3 separate regions of the Mus musculus genome follow, and regions 2 and 3 are each linked to region 1. Evidence: chromatin loops called from intact Hi-C (ENCODE). Cell type or tissue: heart. All regions are shown on one strand.

Region 1 (5,000 bases):
GATTCAGATCTGTGACTGAAGAACTTCTCATAACAAGCTTTGAGTGAGTTACCAAGGAATAAATATCTGCTGGTCTGAATTTCAGAAGTAAATTCTGGAAGCACAGGCTAGGGACCCTTGTGTTAGTCCCAGCAAACTTACAGAAAGGACCATCAAATGCATAGCTCACTAAATTGTAGTAGGGCGTATACAGTAACATGGGTTGGCTAAAGAGATCATCACAAATTAGGTTAATTTCTTTTTTTTTTTCTATTGAACTATTAAACCCAAATTTCAGGAGAATACTTCAGGCTTTAGGAAGATGTTCAGTTCAGCAGATTCTTTAATGATATTTCCATAGGCCAGTTGGGGAAATGTGTTTTGAATTATGGAATTATTAAATAGATTTGTTTGCTTGACTGATAGAGAGATTAGCACATGCTGAAGTAGGAAGTTGGAAGACTTGCCCATTGCTTTTCAGCTCTCTGTTGAGGATGATGGAGATACAGGGATGAGTAGGAGAGAGCTCCTGCCTTCAAAAACTTAGCAAGAAAGTGACTTACAGTCAGGTAGCTGTGGTTTTAATAGAGGAGCCTACACTGCGGCTAAGAATGTAGGATGAGGGTTCGGGGCTTAAGAGCATGTGTTGCTCTTGCAGAAGATCCGAGTTCCAAGCATCTTGTTTAGGAGACTCCCAACCACCTCTAACTCCAGCTCCAGGGCATCAAACACCCTCTTCTGTTTGCCATGAGCGCCTGCATGGATGTGGTCCTCTTATGTGCATGCAGGCAAAACACTCATACACATAAAGTAAAATAAACCTTTTTATTCTCTTAAAGAATGTGGGACAGCAGAAGGGGAAGCACTGGGGTCAAGGGCAGGAATGAGAACTTCATGGCAATTAGCTACCACCAGCTGTTATCGACGCTCACCAAGTATGGAGGAGAATTTCTAATAGCAGTAAGATCACTCCGGAGAAACATCACTGGAGAAGATAGACCTCATTTCCCTCAAATCCTGAGGTTCTGTGTTCGGTCATGGTTGAATCTCAATGGCTGGTTGGTCTCAGCATGACCGTATCTTCTTGGACCTTTATGAATACAACTCAACGGCCAAACTGTGGTGGAGCTGAATGACCGAAGTGGGCAACACAGAAGATCTTAACTGGAAATCACAACCAGGATCGAAGGAAAGAGCACAAGGACATTGTAACGCAGATTCCTGGGACCTTTACACTTTAGAGAAATCACACATGAACTGGACATGGGGTGGCACATGCAGGTAGATCCAACAGATTGGAGGCTGAGGCAGGAGGATTTTAAGTTCAAGGTTAGTCTGGACAACATAGAGACCCTGTCTCAAAAAGAAAATAAGCAAGATAAAGGATTGAGAAATTAAGGAAGCCCCGTGGTTTAACAAATGTTAGCAGGTAGAGAGCCTCTGTTCAGAGGGTTTCGTTTCATGTCTGAGCTGTGCTTAGAACCCCCATCCCCTCCTCACAAGTCTTCTCCAAGACACTGAAAAGACTGACTCTGTTTTTCTAAAGAGCGATGGGAGTTATTTATTAATGTTTATAAGAAAGGTTGCTGTAATGAGCCTCAGGGTTTGAAACCAACCTGTGTGAGGGTACATCTTAAGTCGGGATAGCCCAATAATGTCTATCATGTTTCCTGTACAGAGCAGGGATTAAGATGAAATATTCAGCCATTGAGTCCTTTAAGTGCCTGGAAGCCATTCACACTGGACCAGGAGAAATCTATTAGACAGACACATCTTATTCCTCCACTGCAGAGCTTGCGGCTCACTGTGTTCAGCGGTGACAACAGAGTTCTGTTGGGTCTATCACCCGCAAGTGTCCTGGCCTAAATCCTGCCTGGGAATCTCTCCTCTACCCCCAAAGTCGCTGCAACAAGATCACTACACACCCTCAGAATTCTTTCTGACTGCATCTCCCTAGAGACTCACCCTTTCTCAGACTGGCACCCTCCTTTGAGGACAAAAACTGGGCATGTGGTGTGAGCAAAGTCCTTTTCATTAGGCCAGCTCCTAATTACGCACAGCCTTCCCCAGTGTTTCCAGCGTCAAAGCCCAGCAAGCACAATTAACTCATGTTGCAGGGCTGTGGATAATGCTGGTCATTTAGTGTGGCTGAATATCACAGCCAGGGCCTTCCTGTCTCTAAACCCGTCAATAGTCAGAGAGGCCCTGAGTGTGCCTTTGCCATCCCCATGAAGGACAAAGGAGAGTCTGAGATCTGTACTCCGAAAACTTTAATGTCAGATGCTAACCGGTGACCACTCACAGTGCTCAGGAGGCTCCCTGTTCCCTGGTCTCCATGTGACTACAAAAGTCTCTAGTGACAAACCATTCTCTCTCCTCCTATAGGAACAGACTCCACGCTTCAATTCCTTCAGAAGCTTACAAGCATTTGTTGCATTTAACCATCCATTTTTGCACTCTGGCAGTTCATGTTTTATTTGTAAAAACCAGTTGTGTTCTTTAAATTTTAATGAAACAATATTAAATAAATAACCCAGAAGCAGCATAATAAAACGGCAGCACATCCAAGCTGTGACTCTTAGTTCAGGAAAATGAGTGTCCTATAAATCCTGCCTTCTTTCTATTTGGGGAATGGACTGCCCAGATTATTGCACGTGTGAAGACCCAGCTGGGCTGGGCCTCAGTCCTTTGGCTCTCAGTAATAGGAAGGGGGTGGGTACAGATTTGTATAGAGACAGCCTCTTCATTCTAGTCATAATAGCTTGGCAGTCAGATTGTTCCCACATTTTGGCTGAAAAGGAAGTGCTATGAATAGCAATGGTGTACAAGGACCCAGTGGCCCGGAGGAGTGTGCAGTAAGGGAGCACCGAGTCCCTTCCTCTCCCCTCCCTCTTCCTCCCCACCCTCCACTTGTAAGTAACACAACCCCAAACATCTCAGGCGGTTCAGCATGAACTCTACAGAGATCTTACAGAAGATGGCTCTCCAGGCTTTCACTATGGTCCCATCTAGCAAGCAAACAGGTCTTCCTGGAGTACACTTGGCTAATTCACCTTACTCCGTCTCCATTCCATACTCATGCTTGTGGGTCTAGCTGACTCACTTTCCCTTATGACTTCTATTTAAGGAAGATATGACCTTAAGTCACTTATATGGATAAATAGGTATATCTAGGTAATAGTGTGCACAGACAATTCCATTACCATTTAATAACTATTTACAGCGTAAAAGTAAGTCTTAAGTAGATGGGAGAAAAATTAAATTAAAATGTCTACCAAATGATCAAGCCATGCTAAAACTCTTCTAGCTATTTTAAGACACTCTTTTCTTATTTTAAGAAATACTAATTCAGAGAAACCTTCCATTATGCCCCAACTATGTTAGGTGCCTTCATTATGGTCTCTCCTAGCATGCTATCTGTCCCCTAGCGTGGTACCCTCGGGCCATCCTGGACTGGAACTGCTTGTTAAACTGTCTATCTCGCATCCACCAATGTAAGGGCTTCCTCTGACTGTCGTTTTCAGATTCTGATCACTGGCGCAGACCACGGCACATAGCTGACAGTCAATAGGCATTTGTTGTATAGTTGGATGACACTTCAGGCTCACCCTTGACTTAGAAAATCAACAAGTATGAATTATCACCCTTCCCTGTCTCTGTGCTATTATTCTCTGTCCTGATTCTCTGGAGGCCATGCAAAGGGGAACCCCGGTCTCTGATTCCTTGCATGTCAATCAGGTAAAGGAAACTATCAGAAACTCATTAAGTGCCACATTCAGCCAGAGAAGAGATCCTGGAAGCCTGAGAGGACTGAGGAGGCCAAGGGTGTACCTGAAGAAGAAGCTGAGGAGGCAGAGTAGGAGGGCTTTGCAGGGACAAGGACTAAGAAGTGAAGCCAGAGATGAGTCCAGAATGAGGACGGGGAGGAGAAGGAGGAGGAGGAGGAGGAGGAGGAGGAGGAGGAGGAGGAGGAGGAGGAGGAGCAGGAGGAGGAGGAGGAGGAGGAGGAGGAGGAGGAGGAGGAAGGAATTATAGGTGGAGAATACAAGAACTCTTACCCCAGCCCCCATGAGTGTGAGAAGTTAGGCTGGGTTTTCTGGAAGATTTTGGAAGCCAGACAAAGATGTCTGAGCTTCAGATACTACCTAGGAGGACATCCGTATAGAGCTTTGAATAGGAGAGTTTAATGTTGATTTGAAGGCAGTTTAGGAAGAGGGAAGACTGGAAAGAAGGTGGCTGTCCTGAGAATGGCACATTGTAGCCATTGTAAGTGTCCCAGCGTGAGAGGCTAAGGGGTGAATGAATGAAGGGAAAGGGTATAGCTGGAAGATATTTTGAAGAAGTGTCAGGCTAGTCTCGGCTAGAGGTCCATTTTAAAAGTGCGAGCTGCAAGTTCCAGGGAACCTGTGGCTACAGTGGGGGTGGCAGGTGAGGCAGAACCCTTCATGATATAGGTCTTCCTGATGTGGGGCTGGAGGAATGGCTTAGCGGTCACTAAGAGGAGCACTGTCTGTTCTTCCAGAGGTCCACATGGGTGGCTCACAACCGCCTATAGTATGATCGGATGCCTTCTTCTGGCATGCAGGTGTACACACAGAGTGAGCTCTCTTATACATAAAATACATAAATCTTTGTTTTGTTTTTGTTTTTTTTAAAGATCTTTCTGCTGTTCTGATTCTCTTGTCTTCCCTAGGGCTGTCTTCCTCTGGACTTTCTGCTTAGTCCCCCAAGCGGCTGCTTCTCCAGTACACGAGCCACCTGCTTACTTTGGTAAAAGCGTTAGGTTCCAGGTAGGCAGCAGTTACAGTTTGGATTGAGATATCCTTCAAGCTCCGATCTCCAAGGCCTGCCTCCTAGACGATGGATTGGTCCACTGATTGGTTCATAGCTGCATGGGCTATTAGGGATTAGACCTAGTTGAAGGGAATAGGTCACTGTGAGTACAGGACACTTTCAAGGTTATTTCTTGTCTCTGAGACCGCTCTGCCCTCTCTGCTTCCTTGCCACTGTGAGATGAGGAA
Region 2 (5,000 bases), 490 kb after region 1:
CATGCACACACACAGACAAATGCACACATACACACACACACACACACTTGCATGTGCAAACACATACACATAGCTTTTTATTCTACAGTTTGTGTGCTCATATGGTTTTGGTCAGGTTAAGCAACTGGTGGTAAAATAAAAGGCATGAAATAACTTATAGATTCTAGAAAGTTGCATCTTACTATGCATTATTTAGTTTTAGAATTTTAAATAAGGGTTTCATGTGCACATTGCCAGAATATTGATCAGGGGAGGTGATTTCTTTTCCCTTCAGAGCTCGTCTGCTTCTTTGGGAACTGTACCAACTCCCTTTCCTTTTCTAGACAGGCAGGAGGATGGCTGACTGGCACCAGCAATACTTGGTGCCCCTTTAAGAATTGTTTCTCCTAGATAGTTGCCTGGGAATCTTGACCCATCGCCTGGCTGACTACATTCCTACATTCACTATGAAGGAGTCAAGTCATGTGTCAGAGGAATGGGTGGCATGGATTTTGGCATGTGGTGCCATAGCTATATATAACCTATTGTGCTGGGTGCTGCGGATGGGTGAGAAATTCCTTCTAGTCTATTCTGAGCAAGTGGCACAAGGGTTATTCCAGCTATTGCTGATTGAGTCTGTAGGTTCCTTTTATTTCTATTCGATACTATTTGCAAATAACCAAACACTGTGGGAAAGTCAGGAGACTGTTCTCTGGCCAGCACATTAAAAGGGGAGCTAGAAGTTTAAAAACTTCTTATTCTGGAGCAAGAGTGGGGTTTGGACTTTTCTAAAAGTGAGTTATGAGTTACGAAGTGTGATACGTGTGCTGACATTAGTGCTCTCATGAAGGGAGGAGGGTTGCGGAAGCCAGGATGCCCTCTTCTTTTCTTACCTAATTTGGACTTGGTCAGATCTGTCACAGGACTGGTGCATTATTGGTGCACTGTATCAGAAACTATAGACAGACATGTCTGTGTGTCTCTGTCAGAATTCACTCAGTAATAGCAAATTGGCTACACCATTTCATTGGCTGAAATTTGCCAAGTAGTCCTCGTTTTTTTGGATAGCTGGCCATTGGCAAGCATAGGCTCTTTTGTCACAATCTTAATTACAGATACTCACTTTTAGATCACATGGTTTATGTGACATAGTATAAACCCAAGTGTAGTTGCAAAATGCCTACAAAGAGCTTGCAGAAGCTGCAACAGAGTTCAAGTCCTCCGGAGGAGGAAGGCAGAGGAAGAAAGTAGGAGGAGTCATGAAAAGAGTCACTGTGCAGGCAGATGTGGGGCAACCACAAAGGCAAGCCAGCATTGCAGCGTTAAGCCAGGCCTCTGGATCAAGTCAAGGTGTGGTACAGGCTGCCAGACAAGACAAGATGAAGTACATGCATCCCACAGAGGTGCTGCCATGAAACCAAAAAAACAGATGGGCTGATGGTGGCCCTTTGAGTTGGTCATCAGCAGTAGGGAAGGAGCTAAACTGAAGCCCTGGGTGCTCAGGAGGCTGTCGGCCCTTTCGTGCTCACAGTGAGGAGTCAGAAAACAGGTCAGTGGAGACCAAAGCCACAGCAGTGTTAGGAGCTCCTCTGTAGGGGCTACAGAGAAAGGTGGTGTAATCTTCGTTAGTCTGTTTTGTTTGATATGATTTTAATACACCTACGTACTGTTATGATCCCAGTATACATTGCTAAAGTTTATAGTTGGTATCTTCTTGCTTTTAGGAGTTGGCCTGTGCTTTGTGGGACACGCTGGATGGGCGGCATGGTGTTCATGTGCACAAGGTGCAGAGTCATCCTGCGTTTTCACTCAGAACAGAGCCAAATGTTGATTGCACATTGGAGTCACCTAGGGCAAAGCACAGTCTAAAAGTGCTATTTTACATAGTTTTGGAGTAATAGAGCGGGATATCAGCATGATGGGTGTTCTTTCAATGATTATAATGGTATTGTAATGAAACCAAAATCCTTTGGCATGTGTCTTAGTCAGGATTTGTATTCCTGCACAAAACATCATGACCAAGAAGCAAGTTGGGGAGAAAAGGGTTTATTCAGCTTCCACTTCCACATTGCTGCTCATCACCAAAGGAAGTCAGGACTGGAACTCACACAGGGCAGGAACCTGAAGCAGAGGCCAGGGAAGATGTTACTTACTGGATTGCTTCCCCTGGCTTGCTCAGCTTGCTTTCTTATAGAAGTCAGGACTACCAGCCCAGGGATGGCACCACCCACCATGGGCCTTCCTACCTTTGATGACTAATTGAGAAAATGCCTTACAGCTGGATCTCATGGAGGTATTTCCTCAAGGAAGGCTCTTTTCTCTGTGATAACTCTAGCTGTGTCAAGTTGACACACTAAATCAGCCAGTACAGTATGTCAACACGGTTGCTTGTCTGGATTAGAGATCCCCTCAGCAGGTGATAACGGGACAGTAGGCAAGTGTTCATTGGCACCCATTTAACTTTACATAGATAATCAACAGTACTTGAGATGACAATGGTGGGACATTGATAAGACAATAATTGTATTGTCTAGACTGGTAACAAAGTCATTTTCTCTTCTAGATATTTGAAGTGTTCTGCATCTGTAGGCTCAAGGAGACAGAGAGAGGCTAATATATAAAAACCAGGAGTATGAGAGTTTGGGAACACTGTCAAGAGAGGGGCTGGAATGTTAGCCACAGATGCTGGGCTAGGAGAGAAGTGGAGGAGGGGCCAGAGCTTGGGGGTGTGGAAGAATATCTGAAATGGGAATAAAAAAATCTGGAAAAAGAGGAGGCGGTGGCCTGAGAGACCTACTGATGTTGCACAGATGGCGTGATGACAGGGTTGAGAACAGAGCCGTGGCAGAGAGACGCGTCAAAGGAATAGGCTGGAGGCCTAGATGTTACAAAATAAAGGGAGTCTGAGGTGCGTCAGCATGGACGTGAGCATGACTTAAGATGGGGGTATGTTTGGTATGGAGTGGGGAAAACATGAACCAGACACATCTGTCAGTGTACCGTGGCTTAAGTTCTTTTGAAAAATTCAACTGGAATTCAACACATACATGAAATCAGAAGGTTATCTTCGTGGCGTAGAAAGCTATGACACTGATAGCAGTGCTCAGAACTCAAATGTTTCTCTGAAAGCTTTCCCTTAATTAGGCTCCCCAATTTTAATAATCAGTGATAGAACAAAGCCTGACGGACAGAACACTTGTATGACACATATCTACTATTTTGATTAACAACTTCTTAAACGATCATTCATGGGCTTCATGTGTCTGTCCTGACAGCCACGGACACCGAGAACTTGTGAATCAACTGTCACATCAGATATAGAATCTGCGCTCCTAATGTGTGAGGGTGACTGACATTTTGAGTTAGTGATTTTCTTTTTTTTTTTTTTTTAAAGATTTTTGGTTCTTTTTTCGCCTTTGCATCTCAGAAGTAATTCTGCTTGACATCGAGGGTTGGAAATTTAGATTCTCACTGTGATTTTGAGTATTAAATAGTGTCGATTGGAGAGTGACCATTGCCCCTTACTCTGACAGTTCCATAGCTCATTTAGAATGGCCGGGGATTCCTGTGAAATACATTCTAGCCTTTCTCAGTCCTAGACTAATGTGTCTATGCTGAAATGTGTGCTCAGTATAGCTTACCGCTGTCAGATAGAGCAGCCGGTCCTTCTCTAGAACCCAAACGAATGAAAAACAAGAGTCAGAATGGACCCCTCAGCTGAGCCTTTAGTTAGAATACCTCAAGGAAGAGGAACATTTTTGTGTGTGTAAACGGGCCAGTATTCAGGACTATGGCTGCAACGCTGTAATAGAACAAACGAGGCCAGATGTCTAAAACGTGCTGTGGCTGCCCTTGTGCTTGGCGAGTGACCTTTCGTAACCCTTCCTCCCCAGCATAAAGCTAAGGTGCCCCGACATGTGTTCTCACACACTTGCTTTCCTTCGCTGCAGGATATTTGCGAGGATATTTCCGACCACGTGGAGCAGATCCATGCCCTCCTTGAGACGGAGTTCTCCCTGAAGCTGCTGTCCTACTCGGTCAATGTCATCGTAGACATCCACGCAGTGCAGCTGCTCTGGCACCAGCTCCGCGTATCCGTGCTGGTCCTCCGGGAGCGCATCCTACAAGGTCTGCAGGACGCCAATGGCAACTACACCAGGCAGACTGACATTCTGCAAGCATTCTCTGAAGAAACAACAGAGGTGAGTGGCCTTTGGCAGCAAGTCATGCTTTGTCAGGTGTTTCCATTCAAAGATGGAAACTAAAATTTCAGTTTAGAGATGAGAGGGTGAGGTTTGTGTAGGGAAGTAAGCAGGTCTTTATCTAGGATCTCGGCGGAGTGAGTAAAAGCTAAACGCTTGTTGTATGAAGCAGGCTTTTGACATAAGTTTGTATAGATGTCATCCATGGATGTTAGCACTTCCTGATTTCGTGTCTCTTCCTCAATCATTTAAAACACAGTTGTTTAATACTATGTTCAGGTACTAGGAATATGATCAAACCCGCATTTCTATAGGGTGGAGGGCAGAAAGACGGCTTGCTCAGCAATTAAGAGCACTGAGTGCTCTTCCAGAGGGAGGTTAAATTTCCAACCCTCTCATGGGAGCTGACGACTACCTGGAACCCCAGTGCCTGGACCCCTCTTCTGGCCCCAGTGGGTACCAGCTAAGCATGTAGTGTGCAGACATCCACACAGGCAAAACACTCATACACATAAATTACCCACTACCTTTGAAAACCCATCATTTCATTGTGAGGAGATTTAAATCTAGTAGGGGATAGAAAGAAATGAAGAGATGCTAAGGCCAAACTCTGATAAGTCTTCAAAATGTAGTAGGATGTCAGGAAAAGAAACCATGGGCTGATAATATGGTATTTGTCTTCTTGGTTCTATAGCTCTTTATACTTAGTTCAATTCTTTGTTATTACTTTTTTTGGGAACTCATGTTCTTCAAATTTATAAAGCTCTTGTATGTGTGAGATTAAGAAGCTTCTAAACAAGTGTTGAAGAATTCATTAAT
Region 3 (5,000 bases), 100 kb before region 1:
GGCTCTCTCCATTTTAAGTCTTGATAGCCCAGGTTCTTCTAGGGAGTATTTTAGGATATTCTGTACATGACAAAATAACGTAAGAATGTAATAAAAATAGACATAGAATAATTAAGATCAGATGGAGCCCAGAGTAAAGTCAGCAAACAAATTGCATGCCATTAAGGAACTTAAATATGCTATGAATTTTCTAGCAGCCAAAGGAAAGCAGCATGATACCAATTAAGACCCTGTCCATGTGCACATGGTTAGAACAGGCTGCTTGCTCACGAGAAGCCCTGCCGAGGCCAGACACATATATACTTTCACTAGATTCCTATGAGGAGGAAACTATATTAAACACACTCCCCTCTTCTTTACTCTGAGGGAAAGGTTCTCCTTCTAGTGGCCTCAACAAAAGCCAAGGCATAGAACCAGAGGGCAGATAGAACATGAGCCCTGCAGTGCTTCTGTCTGTGCGCCTCTCCACGGACATCTTTAGAGCTAATAGAAATAGGGCTTTGAAAACTTTGGTTCAAGCCAAAAGGCTGGCTCAGTGGTAAAGCACTTGTTGTATAAGCCTAACAACCTGAGTTCAATCCTCAGAACCCATGTGAAGGTGAAAGGAGAACCGACTCACACATCTGACCTCTCATCTCCACATGTGCGTCATGCAGTGCACACCTGTGCTCACAAGTGCATATGCAATAATAATAAAGAACAAGTTTTAAAGTCTTAGGCACATGGATTAGCATCAGGGTTCTCATACTTCTCTATCCTGCTTTCCTTCCACCACAAACTGTATGATATTTTTGTTTGTTTGGTTATGGGAAGAACCCATAACTTTCCTCTAATTCTTCAAAGAGACCATGACACAGGATAATGTTCTGGGATGCTTTTAAGTGTTTGTCTCTGAGAGGAGCCTTGAAAGATGTAAAAGATTATATATAGTAGAGTCAAGGTGCCCCTACCCAGGAGTACCTCTCTTCCCATGCTAGCGGGAGTGGTGAGCCTAGTAAGGGACATGCCTGGCTGCTTTCTTTCCAGGACACTGGCTGCTTTCACTGGTAGACCTGAATGTGTGATTAGTGGGTTTAGAGCAGGCATTCTAGGCTCCACAATTTAGCTTGGAAAAAGGTTAAAGCAATGCTAATCACATGGCCACTACAGACAGAAAACCTCTATTGCATGTGTTTTGAACAATGTGACTTGAAATATGTCCTCCAGAATAAACTAGATGTAAGCACTGGCTGTGGAGATCACTGACCAGTGCATCATCTTACATGAGATTAAAATGTTAAGTGGCAAAGAGAGAGGCAGCCTTCTAGTGTAGTTGATGGCTCTGAGTTAACAAGTGGTCTATAATCCTTCCTGGAAAAAGTTAGTAAAATGACCACTGGTCTGTTAATACCACTGCAGGGCCTGGATACTAGTGCTCTGCCTGCAGGGATGTGAGTGCTGAACTTTGCCTATGCTGAGGTGAAGGCAGAGAGTCTACTGCACTCAACATCAGCAAATCCATGAAGGAAAGTGATTTACCAACAGGGAGCAGATTTTCTCTCCCATTTCACCTCAGAAACGATCCGTTTTATACTGCTAGATCATTTTAACTAACACTGTCGTTTGAGGTCATAGTGGCTATGGGCCGTACCCTTCGTGGACTCTTTACTCAAAGTCTAATGCTCACACTTGCAACAGTCAGCGTGTGTGCTCTTAGTTCAGATGTTTCTTTCCTCTGACATTCTTGATACTTCTTGAGATACAATTATTAAAAAAAAAAAATCTCATACTGATGTGTTAGATTTTTTTTTTCTGGTCTCCAAGCCAGAGAGTAGGCCATATAATTCTTAGAGAACATAACAGAGGAAAAGAGGCCAGTCACTAAGCCCAGCTGGGATATCGCTGGCTAGATGCCACATAAGGATAAAAGTTGAGGATGTTAACAAGGAAATGCCACAAGGAAGTGAGGGGTGGTGGCCTGCAAGGGCCCGGAGGACTGCATCCAGGCCTGGTGAAGAGAGGAAACAGCTGCTTGGGATCGCACAAGTCGTTTTAAGTTTGCAGGCTTAGGACAGTTCTGGGTCTTGATAAGGCCAGGATGTGGTCATGGGTGTGTTGGGACTAAATGGCATAGAAATGAAAATCACCAGAGTGTCTATTCTGAGGTTGTTTCTAAGATGGAGTTAATCCTCCCCGCTTTTCTGGCAACTTAGACATCTGCCTGCTGTATCTCTGTGACAGCGCTCTTTTTATGCCCTGATTTTAATCATTTGCCCTCTATACTGCAAAATCAGTTTAAAAACAAGTAGGATGTCTTAATCATCTCTTAAACCCAAAGGACGCATGCGTGTCTGGAGTAAAGCTCACCAGTGAACAAGAACGTCCAGTGCTGAGCTCTGTATGCAGTCTAACAACCATGGTGCTGCTCTGTAGAAAAGTGGGTCTCAGTTATCAGTGAGACGTGAATATGGTGACTTCTGAGCCTTCTGGCTCTTAAAAGCTCCAAGTGTAAGGCACAGCAAAGTGTTCAGTTAGAAAGTGCCCCGTAATGCAGAGGCAGTGCTGCGCAGTTTATCCCACTTCATTCCTGTTCCCCTGCTTTTCAGCCTTGTTCTGTTTTCCCCCTTTTGAAGTGCATTAGTTACCATGGAGACAGTGATGTCATTGGAATTCATTGGTATGGACAGAGTTTAGTGATGTCTGCAAGAACGTTTTGAAGTTAATTTAAATGATTTCTTAACTCAACGCATAGCTCGGGAAAGGAGGAAAGAGATGAGGGATTAAATTCTGGCCTCTGCCTGAAATGATAAAAAACTATGAAAAATCCTTGATTATAGCAGGATTTGTATATAGATTGCTCTTTTCAAAAGCATGTAAGAATGTTCAGCCTTGCCCACTTTTGGTAGTGAGTAATTTATGTATGGTATCCTTCTGACCCAGTTTTGTCACCTCCTCTCTGAGAGCGCCTTGTGTACCTTGCTGCTGTTTGACCGCCTGAGTGTTGGTCTCACGGGGATTGTCTTTGCAGGCCTTTCTTTGGAAGCCCATCCAGCTCCTGAAGAGTCCCGCACTGTGTGGTTACTCCCTCATGCCTCAGCCACGCAGGGGCTCACTTACCTCTAATTCAACAAACGGTCGTTAACTGATGTATTGCACGAGTACCTATGTGCTGATACTTAGTGCCCTTTATAATGAAGCACTGTGTTCCAGTTTACTTTCTCTTGCTGTGATGAACGCCACGACTAAGAGAAACCTGGGAGGAAATCAGCGTCCATCACTGAGGGAGGCCAAGGCAGGAATTCACAGCAGAAACCATGGAAGAATGATGCATACAAACTTGCTTTTCCTGCCTTGCTCAGCTACCTTTCCTGTGCAGCCCTGGCCTGCCTGCCCAAGAATGGCTTGGCTAGCAGTGGGCTAGATGTTCCTGTGTCAATTAGTAGTTAGTATTTACTCAGCTGAGCCTTCCTCTTCCTACTGACTCTAGCTTGTATCAAGTTGGCAAAAGCTACCCAGCACTAGAGTGAGACTTCCTCGGACCCACCAGTGATGTAAATAACGACACAGAGGCTTATTAATGTTTTTTAAGCTTAGGCCTTAGGTAGGCAGTCTTCTTACTACTCTATCCTAAATAATACTGGCCCACATCCCACTATGTGGCCAGGTGGACCTCTCTGCTCTGCTCCAGGCATCCACCCAATGTCTCTATCTCTGCCTGTCAGTTCTGCCTTCCACTTCCTGCCCAGCTATTGGCCGTCAGATTCTATTAAAGCCAATCAGATACAATTCTAGATTGCCTTAAGCAGGTGAAGAAGGAACAAATATTTACAAAATAGGAGAGTGAAGATGAGCCCTTAACTCTCTGCGGGTACAGGATTAGCAGTTGAATATCCAGACACACACCTTCACACAGTGAACCCCAGCACAGCGTGGACTGTATGCTTCTATGATAACCCCAGAAAGAAAAGCAGACCCGTTTTCTCTGACTACTTTTTGATTTGTTGATTAACTTTGTGATGTTGAAGGAGCCCTAAGATCTGAGAATAAGAAAACTTACTTCTTTGGGCCAGTGGGGCTGGTGTTATGGGAAAGCCATTTGCTTCTTTTCTGTAAGTTTGGACATGGTGAACTATTCCCTGATATGGTCACTTCCTGCCCAGGTAACCTGTGTTCACTCTTCAGATTTCAGCTCAGGAGTTACTTGCCCTGGGGAGGTTTTTTTTTTCCACTCTCCCAGCATGCCATGTAAAGTTAATGATACTTCCTGAGAACTCTGTACACATGTCCAGTTCACCTCTCACCCCACTACAGGCTTATCTTCGGTCTTCACACAAGAGTCTGAGTCCCTGAGTGGCAAGGGAACCTGCCTTGAACATCCTCCCCGACTCAGCCACCCGGCCCCCAGTCACACTGTCACTATGACCCAGAGCATAGCCTGCTCTACCCTTTTCCTTATCTTAGCCATTTTGCTCTTCCTCCACTTCTCAGCATTCTTCCATCCCATGCGTCCTCAGGACCTTCAGCTGCTTTGACACCCAAGCACATTTTACCCTCACTTTCCACTTAAATCTTTTCATCCTTAGGTATCCAGACTAAATAAGCAGACCTTTCTCTTGGGGACTCGGCCTAGTGCTGTTTACTACGAGAGCTCCTTCTGTTTGTGGTTTCAGTATGCTCTTTCCCCTTTCACATTTCCATTTCTACATTGTAAGCTCTAAACATGTAGCTGCTCACTAAATGTATACTAGATGAATGATCTGGGTTTGATCTTTCATATTACATTTGGACTTTTCTTATGAGGGGAACCCATAAAAAGATAACCAAGAAGGAGGTACAGTTAGAATGGAGCTTTAAAGTGTTTTAATGTGCTGGAGATGATGGGACAGGCTCCAAGTATACACGGAGATAGTAAGGAAACCTGAACGGTCAGACACTTGAATGTGATGATGCACTGTTGGTCATGAATCAGTACAGTAAGATAGAACCAAAGGTTTTACACAGCATTAGCCTAAATTCTAGTC

What was found. Hi-C counts contacts between places; a loop is a spot of excess contacts. Peaks named below come from ENCODE experiments on the same cell type or tissue, not always from the same donor. Only the 100,000 strongest peaks of a DNase experiment are listed, where the experiment ranks them.
Region 2: a loop joins it to region 1, with 2.2 times the contacts of the local background. A loop is called at or near these places in 3 of 42 quality-filtered maps.
Region 3: it touches region 1 in a loop (10-fold over the local background); 4 of 42 quality-filtered maps call a loop at or near these places.

What each region holds. Positions count from the first base shown.
Region 1 is chr12:52,387,697-52,392,696 of GRCm38, forward strand. No RefSeq gene overlaps it. Among named protein-coding and RNA genes, the nearest start is that of Gm40423, 29 kb to the left of the region's middle. In heart, a CTCF peak has its summit at 2,953; a DNase peak (open chromatin) is centred at 2,845.
Region 2 is chr12:52,876,710-52,881,709 of GRCm38, forward strand. It overlaps Akap6 (A kinase (PRKA) anchor protein 6), which reads left to right. Exons shown (of 14, transcript NM_198111.2): 3 at 3,930-4,181. Among named protein-coding and RNA genes, the nearest start is that of Gm51971, 80 kb to the left of the region's middle. In heart, no CTCF peak of the experiment used is centred here; DNase peaks (open chromatin) are centred at 472 and 2,732; H3K27ac peaks cover 2,129 bases.
Region 3 is chr12:52,286,768-52,291,767 of GRCm38, forward strand. The region is part of intron 8 of Nubpl (nucleotide binding protein-like); the gene reads left to right. Among named protein-coding and RNA genes, the nearest start is that of Gm40423, 72 kb to the right of the region's middle. In heart, no CTCF peak of the experiment used is centred here; a DNase peak (open chromatin) is centred at 2,004; H3K27ac peaks cover 445 bases.